Linked DNA regions of Homo sapiens: regions 1 and 3 are each linked to region 2. The links are chromatin contacts, found by Hi-C or POLR2A ChIA-PET in ENCODE. All regions are on one chromosome and are shown on one strand. The core of a region is the stretch at or near the end of the contact, and the rest is flanking DNA. Distances in the headings are between cores, read along the strand shown.

Region 1 (2,700 bases), core at 46-2,545, 240 kb after region 2:
TAGTGCCCAGAAACTTCCTCAAGAATGGAGTGTAAAGACCTTTAAGGACCTTCATCAGGAAGGAACCACCATACTTTTGAATTTCAAGCCTAACCTGAAGATTATTATTTAAGGAAACCGACAAATTTTCTCAAAGAAATTATTGTATTGGAAAATATTTAGAATGCAAACACATTCTCCAAAGAAAACCAAAGACAACTACAGTGATTCATTTACTTTAGGTCTACAACAACAAAATATTAATTTAACAATACAAATAACATGCCCTTTAGCTCTTTGAAGGATGGCAATGAGGAAAACTGGAAAATAATGATCTAGCAATTACTGGCTGAACCACATTCTAAGAAATGTTAAGATAACAGGTGAACATTCAAAATTCAAATTTACCACTTTGGAGGCTGCTTATTTGCATGACAAATGGATTCTTTGTTTTACAGAAAGGCTTTCTCACAGGCCTGGGTTTTATTACCAATTAGCCTTAACCCCAGCAGAGCTTTAATTAGAATGCAAAGGGTTTGTGGGATCTGTGGGCACTGGAGGAAGAGTGTCTTATGTTGAGATTTTTATAGGATTAAGTACACAGCCTCTGAGTTACATCTGCTATATATAGCACAAATTATATAAACGTTGGTATTGCCTGTCACCTAATACAATTATTTGTGCAGACAGAGTATGACATTAATTCCTGCAGTGAACAACTCTATAGACCCTTCACCCTAATGTGTCCATTTAAATGGAGCCCTATTTGCTATGCACACACTTTTTCAAAGAATCTGTTAGAGAATGTGAATACCAAGTTATAAGCAACAAAAAAGAAAGCAACAAAATATAATGAAATCCCCATTACATCCCTTTGCCCTATAATACTTTCCCTTGACTTTGCTATAAGCATTCCTCTGGCATTCCCACTCCTGACCCACAAGATTATTAAATGTTTATTGTCTCAACTAACTATGCCAACAGGTTCGTAATATCGATACAGAGAAAGTGGAAGACTCTGTGAAAGTTATTTACATTAAACATGCAAGTGTAAAAAAGGATTGTTGAGCAACAGGAGTGAGCTAAGAAGGCAGTTGTGAATTCTGTGCATTCAAGATGAAACAATGTTATTTGTGTGTGTTAGCTGCCTGGCTGAGTAAATAAAGAAGATTCAAATTTGGCGCAGCTGTTCTTTCTCAGTGCTGCCTGGATATTAGATTCCCTGCAACCGTCTGTGTGCTTAGACCCCGCGTTCCATTGCGTAGGCTGCTGGCAGGCCTTTTTTTAGCGGAATGCAGCTGGGAGCAGGAAGGGTGGAGCCTGCTGGGGTTTGACTCAGCAGCTGTGGGCGAGGCCCTACACACTCTGTCTTGAGGACTGTGATAAAGGTTAAAAATAAAGGATAGCACTTGAGTGGGCTTCATAAGGAGTAGCAATCTAATTATAGGGCTTATTTTTACAAAGCAGCAGCTGACAGCGTCAGCCCAGCACGTCCTAAAAGTTCTTAGTAAGGCAGGAAGCTGCTACATTTGCTATGACCAATGTCACTTTAAGGGGTCTTGGCAATTACATTCTCACTCAACTTTTCCTTCTGCAACAAGGATATATGAGGGGGATTAGAGGATATTGCAAAAGCTCACCTTTTATTCAGACCCAATTAAAAACTAAACCCACTAAATCAACTTCCTCTCTCCCTTCTCAAACATTTATAAAGCGCCACCACGCGGCAGGCACAGTGCTGGGTGCTGCCATTCACACCCCACATGGTCTTTTCCCACAGCTGGTGGAGGTTGTGGCGTAGCCTGTGCTCAGTCTTGGATCTGTCTCTTGAGGACCAGTTTCTCTTTGGGCTCTTGTTTCCAAGAGCCATGGAGAATGAGCAGAGCAGCATCTAACAAAGGACGGGGTCCCCTCTCAGCTTCTCTGTCTTCACAAGTGAATGTCACACATTTTAAACTAGAACTCTTTCTACTTATTTAGCACCTAACAGATGCTACAAGAATTCTGGTTACTTTTTCTTTTCTGTTTGGGTCGGGAGCACATGTCTAAGTGTGACAAATGTGAGCAGATTATTTGGAGAGGTGAGGAAATACAAGAAAGAGGGGGGCCAGTCTTTTCTCTCTTTTGGAAAAATAATCATTTTTCGTAGAAACCAGATACTTTCATAATACTCTTTTTTTTTAAAGAAATGTTTTAACATGAAAAAAATTTCAAAGATACATACAAGTAGAGATAATAGTGTAATAAGTCCCCATGTACTTTTTGTCCAGCTTTAACAATTAGCAGCATGTGGCCTGATTTTGTTTTACACATATCCTCTCTCCTGTATTATTTTGGAGCAAATTTGATATGTTATTTCTTTCTTTCTTTCTTTTTTTTTTTCCTTAGACAGAGTCTTGCTCTGTCACCCAGGCTGGAGTGCAGTGGCACAATCTCGGCTCACTGCAACCTCCGCCTCCCAGATTCAATAAATTCTCCTGCCTCAGACTCCCGAATAGCTGGGATTACAGGCACCTGCCACCATGCCTGGCCACAAGTTTTGTATTTTTAGTAGATACGGGGTTTCACCATGTTGGCCAGGCTGGTCTCGAATTCCTGACCTCAGGTGATCCTCCTGCCTTGGCCTCCCAAATTGCTGGAATTACAGGCATGAGCCACTGCTCCCAGCCAATATGTTATTTCATCTGCAAATATTTCAATATGTAGTTCTATAGATAATAA
Region 2 (2,700 bases), core at 61-2,560:
CATAAAAGGAAAGAAAGTTTTGTCATTGGGAAATCAAAACTTAAAGTGGGGAAGGAGACAAGATGTAACCTTATAAGGGGATAATGAAACTTAGGCAACGTTGGGGAAGACTGTAACCCCATAGTACTCAGCCTATGAGGAACCAGGGTAGGGACTTGCACACTAGGTGATAAATTCCTTGTTGAAACTGCACTGGGTGTTCCTGCTCACCAGACACCCGATCTTGCAAGACCGTTATTAAAAAGTGTCTCTTTTGCTGTTCTTCATGCCTCTAAGTCCATTCTTTGGGTTTGGACAGGTGAGTGTGTTTCTCACATCACCTAACTCCTGAGCTCTTATGGGGAAGCTGCTGATAACCAGTTTCAGATGTTTTCTATCTATTCGGAGAGTGCCTTTTCCTGGCATTGGCTGCAACCAATTATTATTTTAGAGAGACAGTTAACAACTGCCTATCACCTGATGGTCGCCTGACATTCCTGGTGGGGGATAGGGGAGCCTGCTCTGCTCATGCCTGACTACCTACTGTAACAATGGTGAAATTTTGCTTGGGCCTTAGGTCAAATATTCATTTCAGAACTAGGCTATTCGAACTTCAGCACAGATGTTCAGAGCCCCTCTAAAACATTCACTTACTCCTTAGTGGACTCTTGGTAGAAACAGTAAAGAAATGAATATTTTCCTTCACACCTGCCTTCAGCACAAAAACTTCCCTGTTTTCACTGTGTGATTCATGTGAACATTGATATAATTGCTAGGTATGCCTGGCCCTTCCCTGCTGGTTTCTTTCGAACCCCTTGTCCCTCCACCTCCATCGCTTCCCCCCTTTTAAAGTTGTGTTTTGCATCTTGAATTTCTGAATCAAGAGGGATATAGTCTCCAAGTTTCTTCTGCTCCTAAGGTAGTTGGCACTTGTGAGGTCGCCTGAAACACTCCTTGCTGGTGACAATGACCATAAACCATGGGAGAAAGATATCCAATAACTAGAAAATTAAGCAAGGGGTTATTCATACAATCTTTTGTAGTTTTTAGAATGCAACCTCATATTTCCAGAAAATTCTTTCGTTTAAAAGCCAAAGACAGGCCAACAACCAATATGCACAACTTATTTTTAAACTGTAAAACAAATACCTTATTACAGAAAATTTACAAAACAAAGAAAAAACCGACACGCCACCCAGAGACTGAAATTATAGATAATTCCTGGCTGTTTTCCACTCTGGCTTCCTGCGCCTTTGCAACCAAGAATAACCTTCCCGCGCTGCCGGAACCGCGGCGCAGGAGGAGGCGCTGCCTCGCGTGTTGCGCCGTTGCTATGGTAACCGAGGAGGCCGGGGCCCGGGTGTGGTGAGTCTAGGGGTCCTGGCGCTGTGGGCCGGGGTGGGCACTTGGGGAGGAGTGCGATGGGGTAGACGGACATCTTCCCTCCAGGCTGCTCGGGCAGGGCTGGAGGGGAGTGGGCTTCAATCTCAGCGTCCTCACACTGCTTCTGTCCAGAGCTTTGCGCACCGGTCTCCTACCCCGCCGGCAGCCGCAAGGGATCGCAGAAGGTCCCTAGGGAATTCAGGCCGAAGAGCAAACTCTGGTGCCCTGAAGTGTCCGTTGCCCCCTCGCGGGACCTCCTGGATCACCTGGCGGCGCTGCCACTTTCTGTATCCTGTTCCTCAGGCCTTCTCTTTGTTTAACTCTGTGTGCCCAGGGTTGCCCTTGGGGTCCTTCTCCTTGAGCTGGGACTTGATTAAGCGACTACTTTTTTTTTTTTTTTGAAGAAAAAAATCAGTTGGCTTAAAAGGCACATTAGGATCTACTCCTCTATCACAACTTCAGGCTGCGTCGCCTGCCTCCTTGCCCTTTGTTTATGCTCTTCCCGTTACCTGGATTGTCCTTTTTTCCTCCTTTTAAGACTCCTACTCTTCACTATCGAGGTTTCACCTCTTCTGGGAAAACTTTCTGAGACCGCCACCCAGAATTGAATGTAGATGTCCACGGTTTTACTTTCAAAGCACTCTACCTACCTCCATTGAATCCCTGATCTCACTCTGTCATTGCTGATTTACTTGTGTCTTCCCTACCAAAATGTGAGAGCCTATGGGGTAGGTGCTATGACCTATGTGATTTTCTATTGTGGGTGGCTCGAAAGCAATCACATTCTATAGTTAAAAAGAAAAGTTTATAGATTTTTCTACACTTATTTAGTAAGGCAGACCAGGTGCTATCCTCATTTCAGAAAAGTCACATAATTAGTAACAGAATCAAGACTAAAGCAATGCCATTCTGCCTTCATAGTTCCAGCCTTCCCTCTTCCCTCCAATGCTCATATTCTCTGTGAAACTTCAGTTATATGTAGCAAGGTTACAATTTTGATGTATGTTATTACTTTTGTGGGCAAAGAAAATGTAATTTATTTTTGTATATGACTGATCTGGTTCCTTTCATGAGCATTTACTTATTGATTATTAGGAAAGAATCTAAATGTCCGATTGGTTTTAAAGTTTAGCTCAATCTAGAATTGATTTCTTTGGCTAGTGTTTAATTTCTCTTATATACAAATATTTAGGTTATCAGGTATCTTCTTGGATTCTTTCCTTGAGATGGTGCCCTGGCTATGTGGATGGCTCACGGAATCAGTTATGGGGACGGGTCAGGGTCCCTTTGCCTTCCCTTGGCTCTGGGGGGTGATGTTCCTGGTATACCGAGTGCTCC
Region 3 (2,700 bases), core at 91-2,590, 160 kb after region 2:
TTTCTTTTACTTTATTGCAATAATAACTTTCAGAAAAATTTTAGCAGAGGGATAAGGGGATTGGAATTCTTCTCTTTTCCTTTTACCTTGCATCTTCATGAGAAGTGGGACAAATTTAGAGTCTAGTATGAAACTTCAGGGGTGAGAATTAGGACCAATGGGTAGAAACTGTATGGACTCAGACTTGACTCAATAATAAGATGAATGTCCTTTAAATTTTTTTAAATTCACAAGCAACACATATTCATTATATAAATGAGAAAGTACAGATATAAAACATTAAAAAAATTGTATTTATTATTAAATAGAGAATCTCTATTTAATACTTAGTTTCTTTCTTTTTTTTTCCATTAAAGAACTAGCCAATTAAGATTTTTTTCCCTCTAAATCACAGAACTCAAAATGTATATGCATTTTAAAATCAAACCAAAACAGCTGATTTTTTTTTAGATTTTCTGGTTGTGAAATACTAGATACATTTGCTAATTTTTAAATGTTTTTGGTTCCCAGTTGTGCTGGTGCCCTCAGCAAATAAATGTATGATTCACCTGTCAGTGACTGAGATTCAGGGACTGGCTCATGTAGCTGTGCCCTGAATGGGGGTGGAGATGTTTAGACTGAGCTGACAGCCCTGTCAGGGCCCTGTGCAGGAGATGCCTACTGTTGGGCTGATCTCTAAATTCCTGGGTTAGTTTGCAAGCACGGCTGTAACAAAGTACCACAAACTGGGTGGCGTAAAAAAACCAGAAATGCATCGTTTCACAGTTCTGGAGGCTAGAAATTAGAAATCAAGGTGTTGGGAGGATTGGCTCCTACTGAGGGGCTGTGAGGGAGAATCTGGGCCAGGCCTCCCTCCTTGGCTTATAAATGGCTGCCTTTATATTCACGTGGCGTTCTCCCTGTGTGCAAGTCTGCGTCCAAGTTTCCCCTTTTTATAAGGACACTAGTTGTTCAAATTAGAGGCCCAACCTATTCCAGTATGACTTCATCTTAACTAATTGCATCTGCAATGACCCATTTCAATAAGGTCACATTCCAGGATACTGGGAGTTAGGACTTCAGCATAAGAATTGGGTGGGAGGTGGTGTGTGTGTGTGTGTGTGTGTGCACAATTCAACCCATAATAACTCCCTCCCAGTTCTAAAGTCTATGACTCTGAGCCTTGAAGTATAGCTCAGACTCTAGCTTGCTTTGTTTTGGCTTTGTGTTATTCCTATTCACCTGTCAAGTGGAACATAAGCTTACTTGTAAGTGAAACTCTGAATCTTTTAAGACTCTGAGTCTTGTGCAAATAGAAATCTCCTGAGTCATAGCCAACTACCCTGCTGTGGCTGAGAGCTCACAATTTAGGGCTGGGCAACAGTATCCAGGGCCCATTAACAGCATAAACATTTGGAATTTAGAAATTTGTCAGAGGCCATTCTGAATGCTAAATAAATCCTGTCTGTTGGTGCCAGGGGCTGTGTACCTTCTGACACCCTCAAATAATTCAGATAGATCAGTAAATCTGTTTTCTTCTTGATACCATCTGTCAGTTTGTATGACTTATTTTCTAAAATGCAATTTTATTATAGGACTTAAGGTTTCAGAACTGTGTGATGTTCAATCAAGCATATGTGGAAACTTTATCAAGCTATAGTGACATGATTATTGATAATATGACCATGAAATTTGTTATCATTGTGTATGGCAGTGTAATTGATACTAAGACAGAGGAACCATATTTTGCACCTTGCATTATACCTACAACCTGTGAGCAGGTAAGAAATATCATTTCTAAAGAGTCTCTTGCTCTTCACGGTGCTCCAAAAGTGACTTTAAAACTCAACTGATCACCTTAAAAAGAAATTTAACCTGGAATGACCCTGTAGTTCTTACTTGCCTTTTACAAACAGTAAAAATGTACCTAGGGCTTCTGTGTACTGTAATACAGGTGCCCTACACAAGGGTGTGCCCAAGGGACAGGGAGCTGAAATCTGCCTGCTGTTTGCTTGCCACGCCCTTTGCCCTGGCGTGGGGCTGTGCCAAAGGAAGGATGAGATGCTGTAAGTTTTCCCTAGTTTACGCCAAGGCAACGATGCCGTGTTCTAGCATAGCTCTGGAAGTATCTGCACTGGTTGACAAAAAAGGAGTAGAGTAGGGGCCACATCACTTTGTTGACACATTAGGGGCTATGGGCACTTGATAGTAGATCCTGGGCCCTGGGCCTCAGCATTCCATACCTCTGTAAAGACAAAGGAAGTGTGACCACCTAGGACATAAGAGGGCATGGGAAGGATAGAAGCAAAGTCCCTAATGGCCCAAGCTGCCTGCCACTGGGCAAAGGAATGGGGAGGACCCAGAGGCCATGGGAAGAGCTGACTGACATCTCTTTAAATCTGGCAGTAAGTTTCTACCTTATGGGAGAGACCTTTTCTCCCAGTTCAGGCTGTGAAAAGTCATTATGAAAATTTGTCCTGGAAAAGTTGGTAAACCTAAAAAATGAATTTTCTTCTTTCAAAACATTCTTATTTTGTACCTTTCATCAATTCAGATGATGAAGGTAATTTACATGTTTTTAATAGAAAATTAAAATCTTGTTTAGCTTTGAAACAAAGGATGGAGGCAAGAAGCAAGGAAGCAACAGGAGTAATACTGCAGCTTAGTTTCTTAAGAGACCAGGGTTTGGAGTCAGGCACACTTAGGCTTAAAACTTGATCC

What was found. A loop is a pair of places that touch in the nucleus more often than their neighbours do. ChIA-PET counts read pairs that join two places held with the same protein, here RNA polymerase II (POLR2A). Pooled maps may share reads with other maps.
Region 1: a pooled map shows a loop between it and region 2 (3-fold over the local background). The contact joins the enhancer-like site here to the promoter of ANKRD45 in region 2. A Hi-C loop is called at or near these places in 1 of 37 single-sample maps with no recorded cell type and 9 of 50 pooled maps. POLR2A ChIA-PET finds 5 or more read pairs at or near these places in 2 of 52 experiments (H1 and OCI-LY7).
Region 3: a loop to region 2 is called in a map of prostate gland, with 1.9 times the contacts of the local background. The contact joins the enhancer-like site here to the promoter of ANKRD45 in region 2. A Hi-C loop is called at or near these places in 1 of 168 maps with a recorded cell type or tissue (prostate gland). POLR2A ChIA-PET finds 5 or more read pairs at or near these places in 1 of 52 experiments (HEK293).

What each region holds. Positions count from the first base shown.
Region 1 is chr1:173,428,671-173,431,370 of GRCh38, reverse strand. The region is part of intron 1 of PRDX6-AS1 (PRDX6 antisense RNA 1); the gene reads left to right. The region is part of intron 2 of LOC100506023 (a long non-coding RNA gene); the gene reads left to right. It also overlaps a transcript of TNFSF4 not described here. Among named protein-coding and RNA genes, the nearest start is that of PRDX6-AS1, 31 kb to the left of the region's middle. RefSeq lists an enhancer at 1-101. Within about 2 kb of position 1,295, at least 34 of the 41 ENCODE cell types and tissues checked have a DNase peak (open chromatin) inside an H3K27ac peak, as active enhancers do; they include OCI-LY7, where a contact is called at or near this core.
Region 2 is chr1:173,668,461-173,671,160 of GRCh38, reverse strand. ANKRD45 (ankyrin repeat domain 45) reads left to right here and starts at 1,310. Exons shown (of 6, transcript NM_198493.3): 1 at 1,310-1,344. All of the region lies in intron 1 of LOC105371619 (a long non-coding RNA gene), which reads right to left. RefSeq lists a cis regulatory region at 1-265.
Region 3 is chr1:173,505,916-173,508,615 of GRCh38, reverse strand. SLC9C2 (solute carrier family 9 member C2 (putative)) reads left to right here. Exons shown (of 28, transcript NM_178527.4): 25 at 1,575-1,760. Among named protein-coding and RNA genes, the nearest start is that of PRDX6, 30 kb to the right of the region's middle. RefSeq lists an enhancer at 2,607-2,700. Within about 2 kb of position 1,340, at least 4 of the 41 ENCODE cell types and tissues checked have a DNase peak (open chromatin) inside an H3K27ac peak, as active enhancers do.